Linked DNA regions of Homo sapiens: regions 2, 3 and 4 are each linked to region 1. Evidence: chromatin loops called from intact Hi-C (ENCODE). Cell type or tissue: mammary epithelial cell. All regions are shown on one strand. Region 1 holds the start of LOC105371631 (a long non-coding RNA gene). Region 2 has its middle 23 kb from the start of FAM20B. Region 3 overlaps ABL2 (ABL proto-oncogene 2, non-receptor tyrosine kinase). Region 4 overlaps ABL2 (ABL proto-oncogene 2, non-receptor tyrosine kinase).

Region 1 (5,000 bases):
CTCTCTGAGACTCAGCATATTCCTCCAGAATGTAGGGGTGATAACATCTAGTTAATAGGAGTGTTGTGAGAATTAAATGAGTATATATGGAGGAATTAGATTTTTTAAAAACTGTTGTGTTGACAGTAACCATGAGGTCAGAGTTGCCTTTCCTGGATCAAAGGCCTTCCATTCACAGACCCAGTTTTCTGACACATTGACTAACACTTATCATGTCGAGGCCTGCAATGAAATGAATTTTGATCTACCTTAAAAAATAAACAAATGACTTACAGTTATTTTGAGAGGAGGTAGGAAATAAAATAATAGGAAAACGTGAGTGGGTGGGGATCAGGACTGGCTATTCTAGAGGACAGGGGTGGGTCCCTTGTAACACAGCATCTCACTCCTGTCAACCTGGTGGCCAATGACAACAGAGTGAGGGGCAGTTGGCTCACCCCAGCCCTCCCATAGGTAACAGGTGCGGCAGCCCCAGGCCTTGACGCATGTGGTCATCAGAGAAACATGAGGGTGAGTCATCTGGGAGCAATTAAGAGGGGAGGCCCAGGAGGAGGCCAGACTGTGTCATCCATCCCATCACTGCCACAGCACTGGCCCAGTGCCCACTCACAACATTCCTTCTCCTGGGTCACAGGCCACAGGCCAGCCCAGAAGGTGGCTGAGGATGGGCTCAGGCATCCAACACTTCTGACTGGGGCCCAGATCCATCTCTCTTAAACTCAGCAGCTCTGAGGATCCCCCAATTCCATGGCAACGGGCTGCCTACCCACCTTCCCAAGGGGTGCTACTCTGACTTGCCACAGTCTAGTCTCAGCAAACTGAAGCTGTCCTTTAAAAACATAAATTAGAACATGTCACTCTTCAGCTCAGAACTTTCCAGTGTTTTCCCACTTCTCTCAGAGCAAAATGCAAAGTCAATGGTTCACAAAGCCCTACAGGATCCGCCCTGCTGCCTTCCCCATCCCTAACCCTGTACAGTATTTCACTTGCACTTTCTAGCCATGCTGGTTTCTTTGTTTTTCTTCAAACACAACACATACCCTCTTGCCTCAGGGCCTCTGCACTTGCAAACCCTACCCCCTCTCACCACCCTGCCACCACCATCACTAGAATTCTCAGCCTTCCAGTCGGCCAGCTCCCTCGCCTCAAAGTTACCTTCTCAGTGGCCCCCAGTCCCAGCATTCCTTATCTCTCTTACTGTCTGCTTTATTTTTCTCTCCAGCACTCTTGTCACCAACTCACATACCATACAGTTTACTTATTTGTTTATTGTCTGTCTTTTTCTACGAGAATCTAAGCTTTTTGAGTGTGGAGATTTTGTTTCTGTCACTGCCATATCCCAGGGCCCAGAACAGTGCCAGGCACTAGCAGGGGATCGATAAGCACCTGTCGAAAGGCCACGTGGACATCAAGAGACTTACCATCTACTGGGCACTGAGGGTTCTGGGCTAAGAGCTTTTCTAATATTATTTATTTCATTTTTTTTTCTTTTGAGACAGAGTCTTGCTCTGTCCCCCAGGCTGGAGTACAGTGGCGTGATCTCCGCTCACTGCAACCTCCGCCTCCCGGGTTCAAGCAATTCTCCTGCCTCAGCCTCCCGAGTAGCTGGGATTACAGGTGCCTACCACCACACCTGGCTGATTTTTGTATTTTTAGTAGACACAGGGTTTCACCATGTTGGCCAGGTTGGTCTTGAACTCCTGACCTTGTGATCTGCCTGCCTCAGCCTCCCAAAGTGTTGGGATTACAGGCGTGAGCCACCACGCCTGGTTATTTATTTCATTTTATACTTATGACAACCCTGTGAAGTCCCTCTGTCATTCTATGCAGCCGTTGAAATTGTCATTCTTGCCATTTTATACAGGATGAAATAAACTCAGAGAGAAGGTAATGAGCATAATCTGTCTGAGGTCACAGGATACGTGGCAGAGCTGAAATTCGAATCCTAGCATTCTGACTTCAGAACCTGTTTCCTGGACACTCTGGCTTCTCTCGATGTGGTCCCCGGCCCGGCAGCATCAGCACTGTCTGGGAGCTTGTGGGAGGTGCAGCATCTCAGGCTCTACCCCAGACCTACTGAATCAGAATCTGCATTTTCACAATACTTCCTGGGTGAGCCCTTCCAGGGCACACTAAAGTCACCACTATAAGCAATGGGATCTGCTGTATGGAAAACAGGGGGCCTCGCTCTGAACAAGGGGCTGCCCACGGCCTGGGGGTCATTCCCCTGCCATTACCGCCCCCCGCCCTACCCAGGAGCGCTCCCCTGTCTGCTGTTGCAATCCTGAAAGAAGGCTGAGAAGGGCTTGGTGCAGGTAGTGAGGCTTTAGGCTTCCTCTTCAGCTGCCCACGGGCCTCTGTCGGAGGGCCAGATTTCGTGTTGATCAGGGAAGGCTCAGCCCCTGCCTGTGTGTGAGAGCCAGGCCTGTCATGGACAGGGCTGTTGGAGAAAACGCTCCCCGTTCACTTAGGGAGCAGCAGGCTGCACCTCTCAAAAGCAGGCAGAGAGCCAATTTGACATCAGAGGTACAGCGCTGAGCCCGGGCAAGAAGCCATTTCCCCTTGACACTTCTCAGGCACTTGGACCAGGAAGGCTGTTAAAACAAAAACAAAACCTACTCTCATTTAGGTTATTAATGCCTGGGAGCCCTGACACTCATTTTATTACCAGGAGCCACCTTTGGTCTTGACATTCACTAAGGAGTGGGCCTGGAATAAAACCAGAAATCCCCATTCTCAGTCTGCCCCAAGCCCTCCAATTCCGAGGGCGCTGTATGTATAAGCTCGGGCAGGCAAAAGTCGACTGTGAGAACACGCCAGCAGAGGGCGCTGTGGCCCCATCAGTCCCTGCCCACTGAACTCTCCAGAAGGAAAAGCGGCAAGGATGCAAACAAGAAAATCAGACCAGACTGGGAGTCTAGACCCTGCGTCCCACGCGGTCCCACCATGGCTTCCTCTTTGGAATTTTCAGGGGGACCCAGGAAGACTGACACCGCTGATCTGTGCCTACAGGAAAGCCAGTGGCCCCTCACAGAGGGATCAGTTCCAAAAGGACACCCCAAATCCGTATTCGGAACTCACAATAAAGGGACTTCCATTCATTCCTTTATTTACTTAACTAGCATTTGTTGAGTACCTGCAATGGGCCAGGTACAGGGCTGGACGAGGTGTTTTTTCCATAAAATGATGCTGTGACAATGGTTAGATTCCAAGTTTGCTGCCCCACCCCGCCCCGCCAAAAAAAAACTGTTTTATATCTTTAATGGAATGAGACTATTTTCTGTTTTAGGGTCAGAGAAAAGGAATAGGGGAAGGACAGTGTGGAGAAGAGAGAGAAAGGAAGGGAGACAAGTAGGAGCGAGAGGACTGGAGAGAAAAAGAAGCTGGGTTTCAATCCCATCATGGTATATATATATTTATAATTATTTTATTATTTTTCCTCCTGAGTAAAAAAAATAGTACCGAGTAGTTGGGACTACAGGTGCATGCCAACATACCTGGCTAATTTTTAATTCTTTTTGTAGAAACAGGGTCTCACTATGTTGTCCAGGTTGGTCTCAAACTCCTGGCCTCAAGTGATCCTCCTGCCTCAAGCCTCAGCCAAAGCTCAGGATTACAGGCGAAGCCACTGCACCCGGCCCTGGTGTACACAAAATACTGAACCATAAAAGGTTTGGTTTTGGCATCATCCTATTTCCCTTTCTAGACCTGGACCCGAGACTTATCTCTGCAGAGCACAGCATTATGTGAGGCGCCCCAAAGCCAAGTGTCTGCAGCTGCTGCTCTTCCCAGCTCAGTGTTGGTAGGAGCTCAATCTCTTAAAAGAAAGCACCCTGATATGGGACAGACCAGCCCTCCCAGGGACTTTGCACATCTTTTTTTTTTTTTTGAGTGAAACAGGGTCTTGCTCTGTTGTCCTGGCTAGAATGAAGTGACACAATCATGGCTCACTGCTGCCTCAACCTCCTGGGTTCAAGTGATCCTCCTGCCTCAGCCTCCTGAGTATCTAGGGCTACAAGCACATGCCCAGCTAATTTTAAAATATTTTTTATTGTAGAGGCGGAGATCTCACCACGTTGCCTTGGCCGGTCTCCAACCCCTTGTGAGCTCAAGTGATCCTCCCACCTCGGCCTCCCAAAGTGCTGTGATTATAGGTGTGAGCCCTTACACCCAGCCTGTTTGCATCTTTTAATGAGTACCCAAATTAACCTCTAATTGGTAAGTTCCCAGGCAGTGGGCTGGAGGGGAGTGACAATTTCAGACTGTGCTGAGGATGGAATTTGGAAGCAAATTAGAGTTAGGGGCTGGGATGGAAAGATCATTGGCAAGTTAGGGGGTTTGCAGATCAGGGGTAAATATCTCTAGCAGTTTTGAGTGACTTCAGTGTCATTCTGCATGTGTGCTTGGGTGAGGCCAGAGACAGAAGGTCAGTTCAGGGAAAAGGCTGGAAGCCAGAGAACTGCTGAGCTGGGAGAAAGGCCTCAAGGTAATGGGGCTGCAGCAGGCCTGACTCTCCAGGGGCCACCACCTGAGAGCCCTCCCCATGCAGCATGGTTCTCCAGCTGGTTCTCTAGCATTTTGCCCTGCAGAACAGATGCCCTTGCTGCCAAATTGCCCACACAGCAGTTCCCTGTGGTCAGGAGAGACTTGCTCAGAAAGTCCTGCCTCAGCGGCTGTGAGCTGGGCTCTGGGAGCCTGGGTCTTTCCTAAAGAGCCTGCTGTAGGAGGTGAGCAGAGCCTAACAGGCCCGGGGACACAGTTGTGCCAGGGCCATGCAAGGACAGATTCCCTTCCCACCGCAAGCCAGGTTTTGCCATGGCACTGCATGCTAAAGTCCTCCATTAGGATGAAACTTAGTCATCGCGCACATGGATCTCCTCCTCTGCCTCCCAGGGGATCCCAATTAAGAAGCCCCCCTGCTTGCTGTTCCTTTGAAAAGTTCTGCTGGCTGTGCAGGAAGCGGGGCAGGGGAGGAGGAGACCTGCCTGCTCACCAGGCCT
Region 2 (5,000 bases), 470 kb after region 1:
GGAGTCTCCCTCTGCTGCCAGGCTGGAGTGCAGTGATGCAATCTCGGCTCACTGCAACCTCTGCCTCTTGAGTTCAAGCAGTTATACTGCCTCAGCCTCCTGAGTAGCTAGGACTACAAGCGCCCGCCACCATGCCCAGCTAATTTTTGTATTTTTAGTAGAGACGGAGTTTCACCATGTTGGCCAGGATGGTCTTGATCTCTTGACCTCGTGATCTGCCCTCCTTGGCCTCCCAAAATGCTGGGATTACAGGCGTGAGCCACCGTGCCCGGCCTTTTTTTCTTTCTTTCTTTCTTCCTTTTTTTTTTTTTCTGAGATGGAGTTTCGCTGTTGTTGCCCAGGCTGGAGTGCAACGGTGCAATCTCAGCTCAATGCAACCTCTGCCTCCTGGGTTCAAGCGATTCTCCTGCCTCAGCCTCCTGAGTAGCTGGGATTACAGGCATGCACTACCACGCCTGGATAATTTTTTGTATTTTTAGTAGAGACGGGGTTTTTCCATGTTGGTCAGGCTGGTCTTGAACTCCTGACCTCAGGTGATCCACCCGCCTCGGCCTCCCAAAGTGCTGGGATTACAGGTGTGAGCCACCATGCCTGACCTGTCGTGACTATTCTTAATACTGCTGCGAATACAATTATAAACGCACTGTACATTTATTTATTTGTTGGGATTGAAAAAATAGAATGTATGAAATTCTTGAGTTAACCATAAACCTATAGCAATATTACAGAAATTTTTGATCAACTATGCTGGAAAAAACACTAAATTATCTTTCTATTATTTCTATAGAAAATGGCACTACAAAATTGTTGGCATTTGAAGCGGTCATCAAAGAGTAGGCAGACAGAAGCACATGGAAAAATATTATAGAAGTGTATCAGTTAATAAAAACGTGAATTTTCTGGATTTTGTGATGTTTGTGGTATTTGTCAGCCTTTAAAAATTTATAACTTGATGTCATCTATTTTCTCATTCTAAATATTTACTTTTATATTCAACTTTGTATTTTTTTATTTTGTGTTATTTTTCTTGAAGAGATCTCCAAATTATATAAGCTTCAGACTTCACAAAACTTGATCTGTGCCTGGACTGTGGTGTGGGGCCCAGGGATTTATACCAACAGCCATTCTTGGCCCTCAGCAGCCTCTAGGGTCCCTAGCCCATTCTCCAAAGTCCGCATCCCAGCCCTCATCTCAGGCCCTGAGAGCCATCAACAACATAAGGCTGAGGAACTCTTTGCTTCTCTGGGGAGCAGGAGGGTGGGTGAGCCAGTGAGACATGCATTTGCTGGATTAGACCTCTGGGGACTTTTCCCCCAGCAAAGTCCTGCCTGGCAGGGTGGTTGGCCATTGTGTCAGTACCCACCACCCTCCTGTGAAGGGTGAGCCCCTGGCCCTTGTGGCCTGGGCTGAGGTCTCAACCACCAGCAGCAGTACTTGAGGCTGAGTCTGCTGTAGACTTTAAAAACAGGACTGGTGGCCAGACACAGTGGCTTATGCCTATAATCTCAGCATTTTGGGAGGCCAAGGCAGGAGAATTGCTTGAGCCCAGGAGTTCAAGACCAGCCTGGGCAACATAGGGAAACCTCGCCTCTAGAAAAACTTTTTAAAAGCCAGGCATGGGGCCAGGCGCGGTGGCTCACTCCTGTGATCCCAGCACTTTGGGAGGCCGAGGTGGGAGGATCACTTGAGGTCAGGAGTTTGTGACCAGTCTGGCCACCATGGTGAAGCCCCATATCTACTAAAAATACAAAAATTAGCAGGACGTGGTGGCACATGCCTGTAATCCCAGATACCCGAGAGGCTGAGGCAAGAGAATCGCTTGAACCTGGGAGGCGGAGTTTGCAGTGAGCCAAGAAGGTGCCACTGCACTTCAGCCTGGGCGACAGAGCAAGACCCTATCTCAAAAAATAATTTTTAAAAACCCAGGCATGGTGGCGCATGCCTACAGTCCCAGCTACTCGGGAGGCTGAGGCCTGCTTGAGCCTGGGAAGCCGAGGCTGCAGTGAGCTGTGATCATCCCACTGCACTCCAGCCTGGGTGACAGAGCAATACCCCATCTCCAAAACAAAAACAAAAACAAAAACAAAAAACAGGACCAGCAGGAATAGTCTGCTGTGGATTGGGACCCCTGAATGTTCCAGAGGGATTTAAGTGTGCGGAATTCAGACGTCTTCCCTGTTGTGGCTGGCCTTCCCGCCTCCCCAGCCGTCTGCCCGAATGAGTGCTTACTAATGAGCCAGAGAGCTCTGAGCCGGCCTGTGTAGGGCATCCATGCAGGGCTCCAGGGGCCCCTCTCAGTGAAACAACATGACTGTGAAAACAATCTGCTGCTCTTCTTCTTCACCCTGACCTTGGGTCATTCTGGCGTAAAAGATTACTTTGCTCCCAGCCTCGGGGAAGTTTTTGTACAATTAGCTACAACTCGGCAGAAAGACCCTGCAGAGAGAGCCCTGGGGTCACCAACTCAAGCATGAAAGGACACTGACCCCGTGTGGTCATGTTTGGAGGTGCAGCACGGGGAGAGAGGAAAGGCCCCGGCACGGTCCTTTGGCCAAACGACCCCTGCAGGCCCTCCCTGACCGACCTTGCTCTGTCCCTGCTCACTTCACAAGACCCTGGGGAGAGGACCTGGCCCTATCAGGGCCTGCTGACTCGTTCTCCCCTGGCGAAATGTCCCCACCAGGTGCTCTCAACTCTGGGGTATGACTTCACAGGCCATTTGAGTTCAGATGGGTAAGGCGTGTAGGAAATGAGCTCAAAGGGTAGGATGGATTTTGATGGGGTAAGAAGAGAGTGTTTCTCACTCACCCAAAGCACTGAGCACAGTGTCCCAAACATAATGTGGAGTAAACACGCGCATGCACACGTGCACTTCAGGTGCAGGAGACAGCCTAAGCAGGGGCAGGCAGGCAGGCAGGTATGGAATGTGCATGGAGGGCTGGAGAGTGGAGCTGCTTTTCTGCGGAGATTTCAGGTTAGGTGGAGCACTGAGCTGAATTTTCTAGAAGCTGGATTCCTAAGCCCCAGTTCTGGGCTCTTTCTCTGACCACACAGCTGTGTAGAAGGAAAGGGGCCTGAGTTCTGCCATCTGGGCTAGGAGTCGGTATAGAGCCAGCCAGTTGTAGCATTTCTGATTCCATCTGAATTCCTAACACATCAAAATCAGATTCCATTCTGGACATTCGTTTTTTTGTTGACGCTGTGATTGAGGTCTCATAAAAAGAAGGTGCCATGCCTAGGACAAATGAGGAAGGAGAGGCTCAGAAAAGTTAAATAGCTGTGTCTTAAGTCACAGCCACTCAGTGTGTGAAAAGCCAAGCTGGGGTTTGAACATGATAAAAATACACCATGGCCGCTGGGCTCCAAAGTGCAACCTGCAGCTTCTAAAGGAACTAAAACCTAACTTGTTTCCTTCTCCCCCAGCTCAATCCACTCTCCCCGCTGTAGCAGAGCCATCGCCTCAAGGCAAATTGCATCCCACTGCTCAAAACTGAGCAACTCTTCTCTGGTCTCAGGATAAAAATGGTATGTGTGTCTTGGCTTCACAGACCTCCCTAACCTCACCCCTTGCTCTCGCCACATCACTCGCCATTCTTCCCTCCTGTGACATGGAACTTCAGCCTTGGTTCCATGCCTTGGCCTCCCAAAATGCTGAGATTATAGGCAGTTCCCTAAACAGCCAGCCTCTCAGATGTGGAGGACCTTGATTTGTAAACAAATCACCAGGGGATTTTGATAAAATACAGATTCCAATTCACCAAGCCTGGTTTGGGGGTCCAGGTTCTGAAGCTCTAAGAAGCTCCCAGGTAGTATGAATCTTCCAGGTCCACAGACCACAGGTGAGTAAAGAGGTGCTAAACACACCATGTTCCCCTCACCTTTGACCGCCACCAAACTTCCTTTGATCTGAAACTTTTCTCCTTCCTCCCCAAGGCCCCCTCCTGTATCTTTCACCCGGGTGGTAAGGCTACTTCCTCTCCAGGCCTCAGCTTAGGTGCTGCTGCCTCCCGGAAGTACTCTTAACCCCTTTGAGAATGATTAGGTCATGTCTTATCTGTTAGAGATGCAAATAATCCCAGCACTTTGGGAGGCCAAGGCAGGCAAATCAGCTGAGGTCAGGAGTTTGAATCCAGCCTGGGCAACATGGCAAAACCCCATCTCTACTAAAAATACAAAAATTAGCCAGGCATGGTGATGCACACCTGTAATCCCAACTACTTGGGAGGCTAAGGCACAAGAATCGCTTAAACTTGAGAGGCAGAGGTTGCAGTGAGCAGAGATCGCATCACTGTACTCCAGCCTGAGTGACAGGGCGACACTCTGTCTCAAAAAAAAAAAAAAAAGAAAGAAAGAAAGAAAGAAATGGGTGAAACGGGCCAGGCACAGTGGTTCACACCTGTAATCCCAGCACCTTGGGAGGCCAAGGATCACTTGAGACCAGGAGTTTGAGACCAGCTTGGGCAACATAGTGAGACCCTGTCTCTACAAAAAATACAAAAATTAGCTGGGTGTAGTGGTGCGTGCCTGTAGTCCCGGCTACTCTGGAGGCTGAGGTGAGAGGATCACCAGAGCTGGGGAGATCAAGGCTACAGTGAGCTGTGATTGCTCCACTGTACTACAGACTGGGTGACACAGTGAGACCCTCTCAGAAAAAAAAAAGGAAAAAGAAATGGATGAAATGATAATGATAGGTGGGATTTGTCTTAAAATACTCAAGAAAAAATATGGGAACAGGTACATGAAACAAAAATGGCAAAATGTCGATCATTTTGATTGTTGTTGAAGCTGGGTGATGAATATGTGAGAGCTCATTGTACTATCCTCTCAATATTTGTGTTTGTTTGGAAGTTTTCAAAATAAAAAGCTTTAAAAAAATTTTTAATAGACATAGGGTCTTGCTGTGTTGCCCAAGTTGCTCATGAGCTCCTGGGCTCAGGCAGTCCTCCCACCTTGGCCTCTCAAAGTACTGGGATTACAGGTGTGAGCCACCATACCTAGCC
Region 3 (5,000 bases), 690 kb after region 1:
TAGGTGGGATTATAGGTGCGCGCCACCATGCCCAGCTAATTTTTGTATTTTTAGCAGAGACAGGGTTTCACCATGTTGGCCAGGATGGTCTCGATCTCCTGATCTCGTCATCCACCCACCTCGGCCTCCCAAAGTACTGGGATTACCAGCATGAGCCACCGCGCCTGGCCTGAAACTCACCAGGAACCCACAAACTGGTTACACCTTATGATTTATTTTGACAAAAATCATGTCAGATCCTTTAAAGATGATATTCAGAGGAATATATTTAAAATACCTTTAAAATAACAACAACAACAAAAAAAAAACAGGCCGGGCACAGTGGCTCACGCCTGTAATCCTAACACTTTGAGAGGCTGAGGTGGGCGGATCATTTGAGGCCAGGAGTTCGAGACAAGTGTGACCAACATGGTGAATCCCCATCTCTACTAAAATACAAAAATTAGCCAGGTGTGGTGGCAGCCGCCTGTAATCCCAGCTACTCGGGAGGCTGAGGCAGGTGAATTGCTTGAACCCAGGAGGAGGAGGTTGCAGTGAGCCAAGATCGCGCCACTGCACTCCAGGCTGGGAGACAGAGCAAGGCTCCCTCTCAAAAAAAAAAAAAAAAAAAAAAGTCCAGATGCAGGGCCTCATGTCTGTAATCCCAGCACTTTGGGAGGCCAAGGTGGGAGAATCACTTGAGCCTAGGAATTTAAGACCAGCCTGGCCCAGTACAGCAAGACCCCATCTCTACAGAAAAATTTAAAAATTAGCCAGGCATGGTAGCACGCACCTATAGTCCCAGCTACCCAGAAGGCTGAGTCAGGAATGGCTTCAGCCAGGAGTTTGAGGCTGCAGTGAGCTATCATCATGCCACAGCACTCCAGCCTAGGCAACAGAGCAAGACCCTGTCTCAAAAAAAAAAAAAAACCACCTAAGTAAATAAATAAACTATCGAATAAAGCAGGCTGAAGACCCTTACAGAGAAACTTCAGACTTCATCACTTTACTTGGAATTTTACTGCCAAGTGGGCTATGAGAACAGAATCTGTACCACAACTTATTACTTTGCTAAAAATATGGACCCCAACTACACATCTATAACTTACACAGATTTGGAGATTAATAAAAATCTAACAGCTGATTTTTTTTTAAAAGTTTAGTCTGCAGGATTGGCACTCAAGAAAAAAAGAAAAATAAATAAAAATAAAAAATGAAGTTTAGTTCTTATATTAAGTCACCACAATTAAAATTCCCTCACAACAGCCTTCCTGTGCTTTCCATAGCATCGTTTTCAACCTGGGGTGCCAACAGCCTTCATTCCACAAAGATTAAAACATGAACTACTGGCCGGGTGCGGTGGCTCACACCTGTAATCTCAGGACTTTGGGAGGGCAAGGCAGGCAGATCACTTGAGCCCAGGAGTTCAAAACCACCATGGGCAACATGGCAAAACTCTGTCTCTACAAAAAAAAAAAAAAAATAGAAAGGCATGGTGGCGTGCACCTATAGTCCCAGGTATTCAGGAGGCTGAGAGGTGAGAGGATCACTTGAGTCTGGGAGGTCAAGGCTGCAGTGAGCCATGATCTCGCCAATGCACTCCAGCCTGGGCAAGAGAGTGAGACCCTACTCACTACAAAAAAAAAAAAAAAAAAAAAAAACTACAGATCCAAAATAAAAAATAAATAAATAAATCAGATCACTTAAAATAATGAGTTTGATTTAAGGAAAAATTTTTGTTATTCCAAACTTCATAATGTAAGGGTTTTTGTTTGTTGGTTTTTTTGGAGACGGAGTCTTGCTCTGTCGCCCAGGCTGGAGTGCAGGTGCGCGATCTCGGCTCACTGCAAACTCCGCCTCCGGGGTTCAGGGGATTCTCCTGTCTCAGCCTCCTGAGTAGCTGGGACTATAGGTGCCCGCCACCACACCTGGCTAATTTTTGTATTTTTTTAGTAGAGACAGGGTTTCACCATGTTGGCCAGGCTGATCTCGAACTCCTGACCTCAGGTGATCTGCCCACGTCGGCCTCCCAAAGTGCTGGGATTATAGGTGTGAGCCACCACGCCCAGCCTAAAGTTAATTTTTAATAGAATTTTTAGAAAATGAGAGAGGGAAGCTAAAGTAAAATCATTCAGCTGTTAAAAGGTATGTGAGATATTCAACAGCAAGTAAGTATTCAACCCTAGATTATTAGTCATGAAACATCAGCTCACCAGAAAGGTTTAATAGCAGAGCTTGCCTCTCGCAGTGGCTCACGCCTATAATCCCAGCACTTTGGGAGGCCGAGGCAGAGTATCACCTGAGCCTAGGAGTTTGAGACCAGCCTGAGCAACATAGTGAGACCTCCGTCTCTACAAAAAAAAAAAAAAAAACACAAAATTACCCAGGTGTGATGGCGTGTGCCTGTAGTCTCAGCTCCTCGGGAGGCTGAGGCAGGAGGATTGCTTGAGTCCAGGAGTTTAAGGCTGCAGCGATCTACGATCGCAGCACTGCACTCCAGCCTGGGTGGCAGAGCAAGACCTTTCTCTAAAATAAAACATAAAATAAAAGAGTTGACAAAAAAAATAGCAGATCTCAGAAAAGTCACACAGCACTCACTCCTTTCATACCAAAAATGGCTCTATTATTTTTGTTCCTTCTAAATTACATTCACAAAAATCACTTTTGGCAAGGCAAATTATTATCACAGCTTACCCACATATTATTAACGATAAAAAATGACCATTTTAGCTAAAGAAAGAAAAGTCCTGGACTCTGATAAACCATTTCCATAATGTATGTACCTTTTTACTGATTAACTAAATGTATTATTTGGCTTATATTAAAACCTACATGTAAACCCAAGAGTCTAACAGACCTAACATTCATATATGAAATTATGTGCTAATACCTCAATATGGCAAACTCAAGACAGTAATTTGTACACTAGATTCGAGCACCTACATTTACCATGTAAAGGTCAAATGATACATCCACTGAGAAGCTTTCGAATCTAATTCATTCATTCATTCATTCAATTCAGAATCTATCACATTTCTAAGTGGTGTCCTCAACTAGGGGCAATTCTGCCCCCCAAGAGATTTAACAATGTCTGGAGGCATTTTTATAACAAGTAAGGGGCAAAAAGAAGGTGCTACTGGCATCTAGTGGGTAGAGTCCAGGGATGCTGCTAAACATCCTACAATGCACAGGACAGCCCCCCAAAACACAGAATTAGCCAGCCCAAAATATCAATGCCGCCGAGGTTAAGAAACTATGACGTGGCCGGAAGCGGTGGCTCATGCCTGTAATCCCAGCACTTTGGGAGGCCGAAGAGGGCGGATCATGAGGTCAGGAGATCAAGACCATCTTGGCTAACACGGTGAAACCCTGTCTCTACTAAAAATACAAAAAAAAATTAGCCGGGCGTGGTGGCAGGTGCCTGTAGTCCCAGCTGCTCGGGAGGCTGAGGCAGGAGAATGGCGTGAACCCGGGAGGCGGAGCTTGCAGTGAGCCGAGATCGCGCCACTGCACTCCAGCCTGGGCGACAGAGTGAGACTCCGCCTCAAAAAAAAAAAAAAAAAAAAAAAAAAAGAAACTATGATGTACAGAAAAAAACTTTTTAAACCCATCTGTCTAAAAAACAGTACTCACTGCACCTTTGTTTCCTATATTATTTGCTAATTCCTTTCTTTTCATACTAGTCTTTGGCAATAAACTCGACCTATTCCCATTTTTTCAATCAGCTTCTAACTTCCAAACTTGTCAATAGAATCTTCATCATCCCAGTTAGCCAGGTTCTAAATCCTGGTGTCATCTTTGAATTATCCCTACTTTTTTTTTTTTTTTTTTTTTGAGACAGAGTCTCGCTCTGTCACCCAGGCTGGAGTGGCGCGATCTTGGCTCACTGCAACCTCCACCTCCCGGGTTCAAGCGATTCTCCTGTCTCAGCCTCCTGAGTAGCTAGGACTACAGGCGCGTGCCACCATGCCCAGCTAATTTTTCTATTTTTAGTACAGACGAGGTTTCACCATGTTGCTCAGGCTGGTCTCGAACTCCTGACCTCATGATCTGCCCACCTCGGCCTCCCACAGTGCTGGGATTACAGGCGTGAGCCACCGCACCTGGCCGAATTACTCCTGTTTTTAATAATAACAGTAGTATTAGTAATGGCAGCAGCTACACACATTTAGCTCATACTATGTGCCCAGCCACTATTCATTTAATACTAGGTACTATTATTATCACCACTTTACAAATGAAGAGTCCAAGACACAAAAAGTTAAATAACTTGTCCCAGGTCACAAAGCTCATAAGCAGCCAAGCAAGGTTTCAAATCCAGGAAAAATGGGTCCAGAGTTCATGCCCTTAACAAATACTCCAAAGTGATCTCTCTTCTTTCATCCTCTATCAAATCATAAAGTCCTTTAAGTTCCAAAGGGCAGGGACTCTGTTATGTTCACAGCAACATTCCCACAATCCAGTACATAACAGGTGCTCAAAAAAAACCCTTGTTTGTTGAATGAATGAAAGGACCCTTGAAATTACTCCTCCCATTTCCACTGCCACCACTCAAGGCCAGTCTTTCAGGTAAAGACTAGCCAATCAGGTAAATGGATATAAACTTCTCTGCCAGATTTTCCATAACCCAGTCCCATCCAGCCTATCAAAATTTTCTTTCTACTGCTTCTTAATTAGAATCATAAAATCTTAAAACCAGAAAGTATCTTAGAGATCATCCAGTCCAACCTCCTCACTTTACAGATAAAGAAACCCAAAGATGGTGACTAAAATCACCCAGGCAGGTGGAGCCAGAACCAGAACTTGACTCTTCCAATTTTTGCTCTATGATCTTTTTCTTCCAACTCATAATGATGCTTCATTCCTGACAGCTGTCTCCTCACTAGCCCATCAACAAATTATATCTATTCCCATGTTCCCGTTCAAGTTGTTTCTTCTACCCAAATTGTTCTCCCTCTCCATAGATCCAAATCCTCAAAATGTCTTCCTATTCCATTCTTCATGACTTCCTCTTTCTTGGA
Region 4 (5,000 bases), 660 kb after region 1:
CCCAGGCTGGAGTGCAAAGGCACAATCTCGGCTCACTGCAACCTCTGTCTCCTGGGTTCAAGCGATTCTCTTGCCTCATCCTCCCAAGTAGCTGGGATTACAGGCATGTGCCACCATACCCAGCTAATTTTTTGTATTTTTAGTAGAGATAGGGTTTCACCGTGTTGTCCAGGCTGGTCTTGAACTCATTACCTCAGGTGATATCCACCCACTTCGGCCTCCCAAAGTGCTGGGATTACAGGCATGAGCCACCTTGTCCGGCCTCTGAAATTACTTCATATATACATATTCTGCTATCATTTAAATAATCAACACTCTGTAAAGGTTTTTAAAAATCACTAAAGAGTTTTCAAAACAATTACTAAGAAACAGTCTGTGTCATGTTAAATGACAGATGGAACAATTACTCAATTGAAATGAGACAGAAAATCTGACAATCAATTGGAAACTGTCATATAAAAATTAAGGTTGGACCTAAGCAAAAGCATTACAAATGGTTTTTCCTTTGCTTTTATATTCTCTTTAAGAAAAATACATTTAATTGCAAACAAAGTATAAAGCAGAAGAGTAACTTATACTTGGTGACATTTTACCATTCCCCTACAGTCAAAATATAACAAAATATTTGAACCAATCATATTTCACTCCTTGGTTAGTCACGTATATAGCAGGGACTCTATACTCAGTAGTTACAGATTTAGTTACGAAAAACAATCCACAGGAATACCTTGGCTCTCACTCTACCAAAGGTAGATATGGCTGGCATCTTGAGCATGCTAGTCAATCTATCCAAATGCACAACTACTCATATCCCACCACTCTCTAGCTGTTTCCTATTTCATTTCATTAGGGAGACAGAGACAAACCAAAAAATATGATAAGAGAATGTCAAATGTGGAATGTCAAACCCTTCCACCAACACTGTTATCTCCATAACATCCTATAAAATTATCACTCAAGCTCGAATTACAACAAACTCTCAATAAATCCTAGACCACTTTTATTCTCACTGGACAAATAAATATCCTTGTTCTTGTCCCACACTGCCTGAATTTCCATTTTCCAAGTCATGTTATCATAATGGCACACCAATTCACCCATTTGTTGTACCTGTAAGTACCAGAAAAATCAAGTAAATTAACTCAAGCAGGTTGAGTTAAATCTGACAATTGACTTAACCTTTAATTACTTATGTGCCAGACATAAAAGAATGAAACACATGGCATGCAGAAAAACTGTACAATCACATCACATAGAAAAAATTTTAAAACTAGGTTAAGTAAATTAATAAATTTTGGTTATTCAAAGTATGTTCTGAAACATTAAGTCTGATAACTTCTTCCTAATAAATACAAGAGTCTGAATTATTTTCTTAAAATTTTGCTATTTCAAGTACAGAACTTTTCACGTATTTTTCTTTAAAGCATTAAGTCACACTGTATTATGTCTATTTGAATTACTACTTAAATTACTAGAAAGAAATCAAGATAACATTAAACTCTTAAAATATCTTTGGTAACAGAATGAATTATCTTCTGCGTTGTTGTCTATATCAAAGGTCATATCATATTTCATACTTTTCTAAGGTAAACATTTAAACAGCATACATGGTATGATGGAGAAAATTATACAAACTCACACCAAATATCAGCCTTTCTGAATTTCCAAAAAAGGGCACAACTTGCAAAAAAAAATGAGAACCATAATTTTCATGTATCAAGAAAAAAAATATAATAATCTGTTTTTCTAAAGTGCCCGAAGAAGTCAATTTGTGGCAACACTACCAGAAAAAGTGGCCAATGAAATCACACAAAATTTCTAAACTTTAAAAATGTACTAGGCTCTTTCTAAAGGTGAATATTATTGTCAAATCAGTAACTCAAACCAGCCCTAAATGTCTGCTTTTTTTTTTTTCAGGTAAGCAAGTGGGATTTAATTTTTTGTTTGTTTGTTTCTTTTTTGAGACAGAGTCTCATTCTGTCACTCAGGCTGGAGTGCAATGGCGCAATCTTGACTCACTTGCAACCTCTGCCTCCTGGGTTCAAGCAATTCTCCTGCTTCAGCCTCCCAAATAGCTGGGATAACAAGCGCCTGCGACCACGCCCACCTAATTTTTTGTATTTTTAGTAGAGATGGGGTTTCACCATGTTCACCAAGCTAGTCTTGAACTCCTGACCTCAAGTGATCCACCCTCCTTGGCCTCTCAAAGTGCTGGGATTACAGGTGTGAGCCACCGTGCCTGGCCTAATTTTTTGTTGCTGTTGTATTTTGTTTTTTTGGTTTTTTTTGGAGACGGAGTCTCGCTCTGTCGCCCAGGCTGGAGTGCAATGGCGCGATCTCGGCTCACTGCAAGCTCCATCTCCCAGGTTCACGCCATTCTCCTGCCTCAGCCTTCTGAGTAGCTGGGACTACAGACGCCCGCCACCATGTGGCCCAGCTAATTTTTTGTATTTTTTTAGTAGAGATAGGGTTTCACCTTGTTAGCCAGGATGGTCTCGATCCTGGCCAAATTTTTAAGTGATAGCAACAACTGGATTTTCTTCCTAAGTACTGGAGTATCCCCTAGTGGACTGGTGAGGAACAGTTTTTTGACTTACTAATCAAACTCTGTCATAATAAATTCACTTTTTTATAATCTCACCTAAATATCTTTTTTCCCATGGTCAAAACAGAGTTAACATTAGTTTTCATAAATTTCATAATTTTGACTACAGTGAAGGTCCTACAAGGTAGAAACACATTTTTTTTGACAAATACCATTTCCAGTGTTTCAAATACAATAACCTCTTTCAAGAATCTTGTTACATGAGCACGAATTTAGTAAGTGAAAAATCAATCATCCTTAATAGTTTCCTAACGGGCAAAGGAAGTTTTTATGGAAATTAAACTACTTCACTGAACTAAATGTCAACAATCAAATCATGAACATTAAGTAGAGTGCTTCCTAAAGAGCCAGGGGTTATCAAAGATAAATTTGAGAAACTACTGATGGAGGCTTGAAAATGATTTTTTTACATATCATATAATTTCTGCTAACATGGAATAAGGATTTCTAAAAAACAATTTTTAAGGTATCAACACACTATTTACACACATATTAAAACTCTACACACAAAACACTTCATATTTCTGCAAATAATTAAAATCCACTGAAGAATACAAGGGCTCCAGCTAGCAGTATGACTGGAACCTTGTGAGAGACCCTGAGCTAGAACCACCCAGCTAAGCCACTCTCAGATTTCTGACACTCAGAATAAATGTTGTTTGTTTTAAGCTGCTAAATTTGGGAATAACTGGTTACTCAGGAACAAATATGTTGCGTTTAATATGCTTAAAGAAAAAAAGAGGGTAATGATAGTAAGAAGAAAATGGCACTATAAAACAAAGACCAACAAGTCAACAACAAAAAAGCAAACAGATTCAAAAATGGGCAAAGGACTTAAAAATTTCTCGAAAACAGATACACAAATAGCCAATAAACACTTGTTAAAAAATGCCCAACATCACTAATAATTAGGGAAATGCATATCAAAACGACAATGAGAGGCCAGGCATGGTGGCTCACGCCTGTAATCCCTGCATTTTGGGAGCCTGAGGCAGGTGGATTACCTGAGGTCAGGAGTTCCAGACCAGCCTGGCCAACAAGGTGAAACCCCATCTCTACTAAAACTACAAAACTTACCCGGGCATGGCAGTGCATTCCTGTAGTCCCAGCTACTCAAGAAGCTGAGGCAAGAGAATCGCTGGGACCCAGGAGACTGAGGTTGCAGTGAGCTGAGATCGCACCACTGCACTCCAGCCTGGGCAACACAGTAAAACTCTGTCTCAAAAAAAACAAAAAACAAAAAAACAGTGAGATACCACATCACAGCCATTAGGATGGCTATTACTAAAACACACACGAACACAGAAAATAACAAATGTTGGTGAGGGTATGGAGAAACTAGAACCCTTGTGCATTATTGGTGGGAATATAAAATGGTAAAGCCACTATGGAAGACAGTATGGTGGTTCCTCAGAAAAATTAAACATAGAATTACTGTATGATCCAACAATTTCACTTCTGTATATATATATTCAAAAGAATTGAAAGCAGGAACTCAGATATACTTGCATGCCCATGTTCACTGCAGCATTAGTCACAATAGCCAAAAAGTGGAAGCAATCAAAGTAGTCCATAAAGAGATGAGTGGATAAAGAAAATGGGCTACATACACACCATTAAATATCATTCAGCCCTTAAATAAAAAAAAAGAAATTCTCCTGCACGTTACAACACAGATGTACCTTGAAGATTAAGTTAAATGAAATGAGCCAGTTACAAAAGGGCAAATACTATATGATTCCATTTATATGAGGAACCTAGAGTAGTCAAACTCATAAAGGCAGAAAGTAAAATGTGGTTGCCAAGGGCTAGAGGAAATTATAAAACGGGGAATTATAATTTAACAGATGCAGAGCTTCAGTCTGGAAGAAGAAAAGAGTTCTGGAGATGGATGGTGGTCATGTATGGTTATATGGTAGTGATGGATGGTTACACAACAGTATGAAAAGAGCAATGGCTCACGCTTGTAATCCTAGCACTTTGGCAGGCCGAGGTGGACGGATCACTTGAGGCCAGGAGTTCCTCCCCAAATCCAAGTTCCTAGATGCCAGCCAAGGGCCAACCTTGCAAGCAGACCTCGCTAAGCATATCAGTCTCAATCAGGCCTGCTATGTTAATTCTTTCTGCACAACTGAGATGTTCTCTTTGGAAATAACATGGTTTTTTGTCTTGTTTTTGGAGTTCTGTGTTTTTCTATTCAAAATGCACCCCCATTTCCTGTCACTTTAACTAAAATTACCTTATTGAAATTTGTATCTTTTTTGTAACTTATCAGCTACTTATGCCCAAGTTTTAAAACATTTACAAGCCACAAATATGGTGGATACACTATGGGATGATTAAATTATTTGTCTGTACTTAAGTAGAATACCTATGAGAAAAATCCCTTTAAGAT

The links. Hi-C counts contacts between places; a loop is a spot of excess contacts. Peaks named below come from ENCODE experiments on the same cell type or tissue, not always from the same donor. Only the 100,000 strongest peaks of a DNase experiment are listed, where the experiment ranks them.
Region 2: it touches region 1 in a loop (9-fold over the local background); 104 of 110 quality-filtered maps call a loop at or near these places.
Region 3: it touches region 1 in a loop (5-fold over the local background); 3 of 110 quality-filtered maps call a loop at or near these places.
Region 4: it touches region 1 in a loop (6-fold over the local background); 6 of 110 quality-filtered maps call a loop at or near these places.

The regions. Positions count from the first base shown.
Region 1 is chr1:178,529,668-178,534,667 of GRCh38, forward strand. LOC105371631 (a long non-coding RNA gene) reads right to left here and starts at 3,065. Exons shown (of 5, transcript XR_922310.3): 1 at 2,669-3,065. In mammary epithelial cell, a CTCF peak has its summit at 2,826 (motif pointing right); DNase peaks (open chromatin) are centred at 244, 514 and 2,814; H3K27ac peaks cover 69 bases.
Region 2 is chr1:179,000,378-179,005,377 of GRCh38, forward strand. No RefSeq gene overlaps it. Among named protein-coding and RNA genes, the nearest start is that of FAM20B, 23 kb to the right of the region's middle. RefSeq lists a silencer at 2,559-2,658. In mammary epithelial cell, CTCF peaks have their summits at 25 and 2,496 (motif pointing left); no DNase peak of the experiment used is centred here.
Region 3 is chr1:179,222,519-179,227,518 of GRCh38, forward strand. All of the region lies in intron 1 of ABL2 (ABL proto-oncogene 2, non-receptor tyrosine kinase), which reads right to left. Among named protein-coding and RNA genes, the nearest start is that of ABL2, 4.7 kb to the right of the region's middle. In mammary epithelial cell, no CTCF peak of the experiment used is centred here; no DNase peak of the experiment used is centred here.
Region 4 is chr1:179,191,461-179,196,460 of GRCh38, forward strand. The region is part of intron 1 of ABL2 (ABL proto-oncogene 2, non-receptor tyrosine kinase); the gene reads right to left. Among named protein-coding and RNA genes, the nearest start is that of ABL2, 36 kb to the right of the region's middle. In mammary epithelial cell, a CTCF peak has its summit at 2,563; no DNase peak of the experiment used is centred here.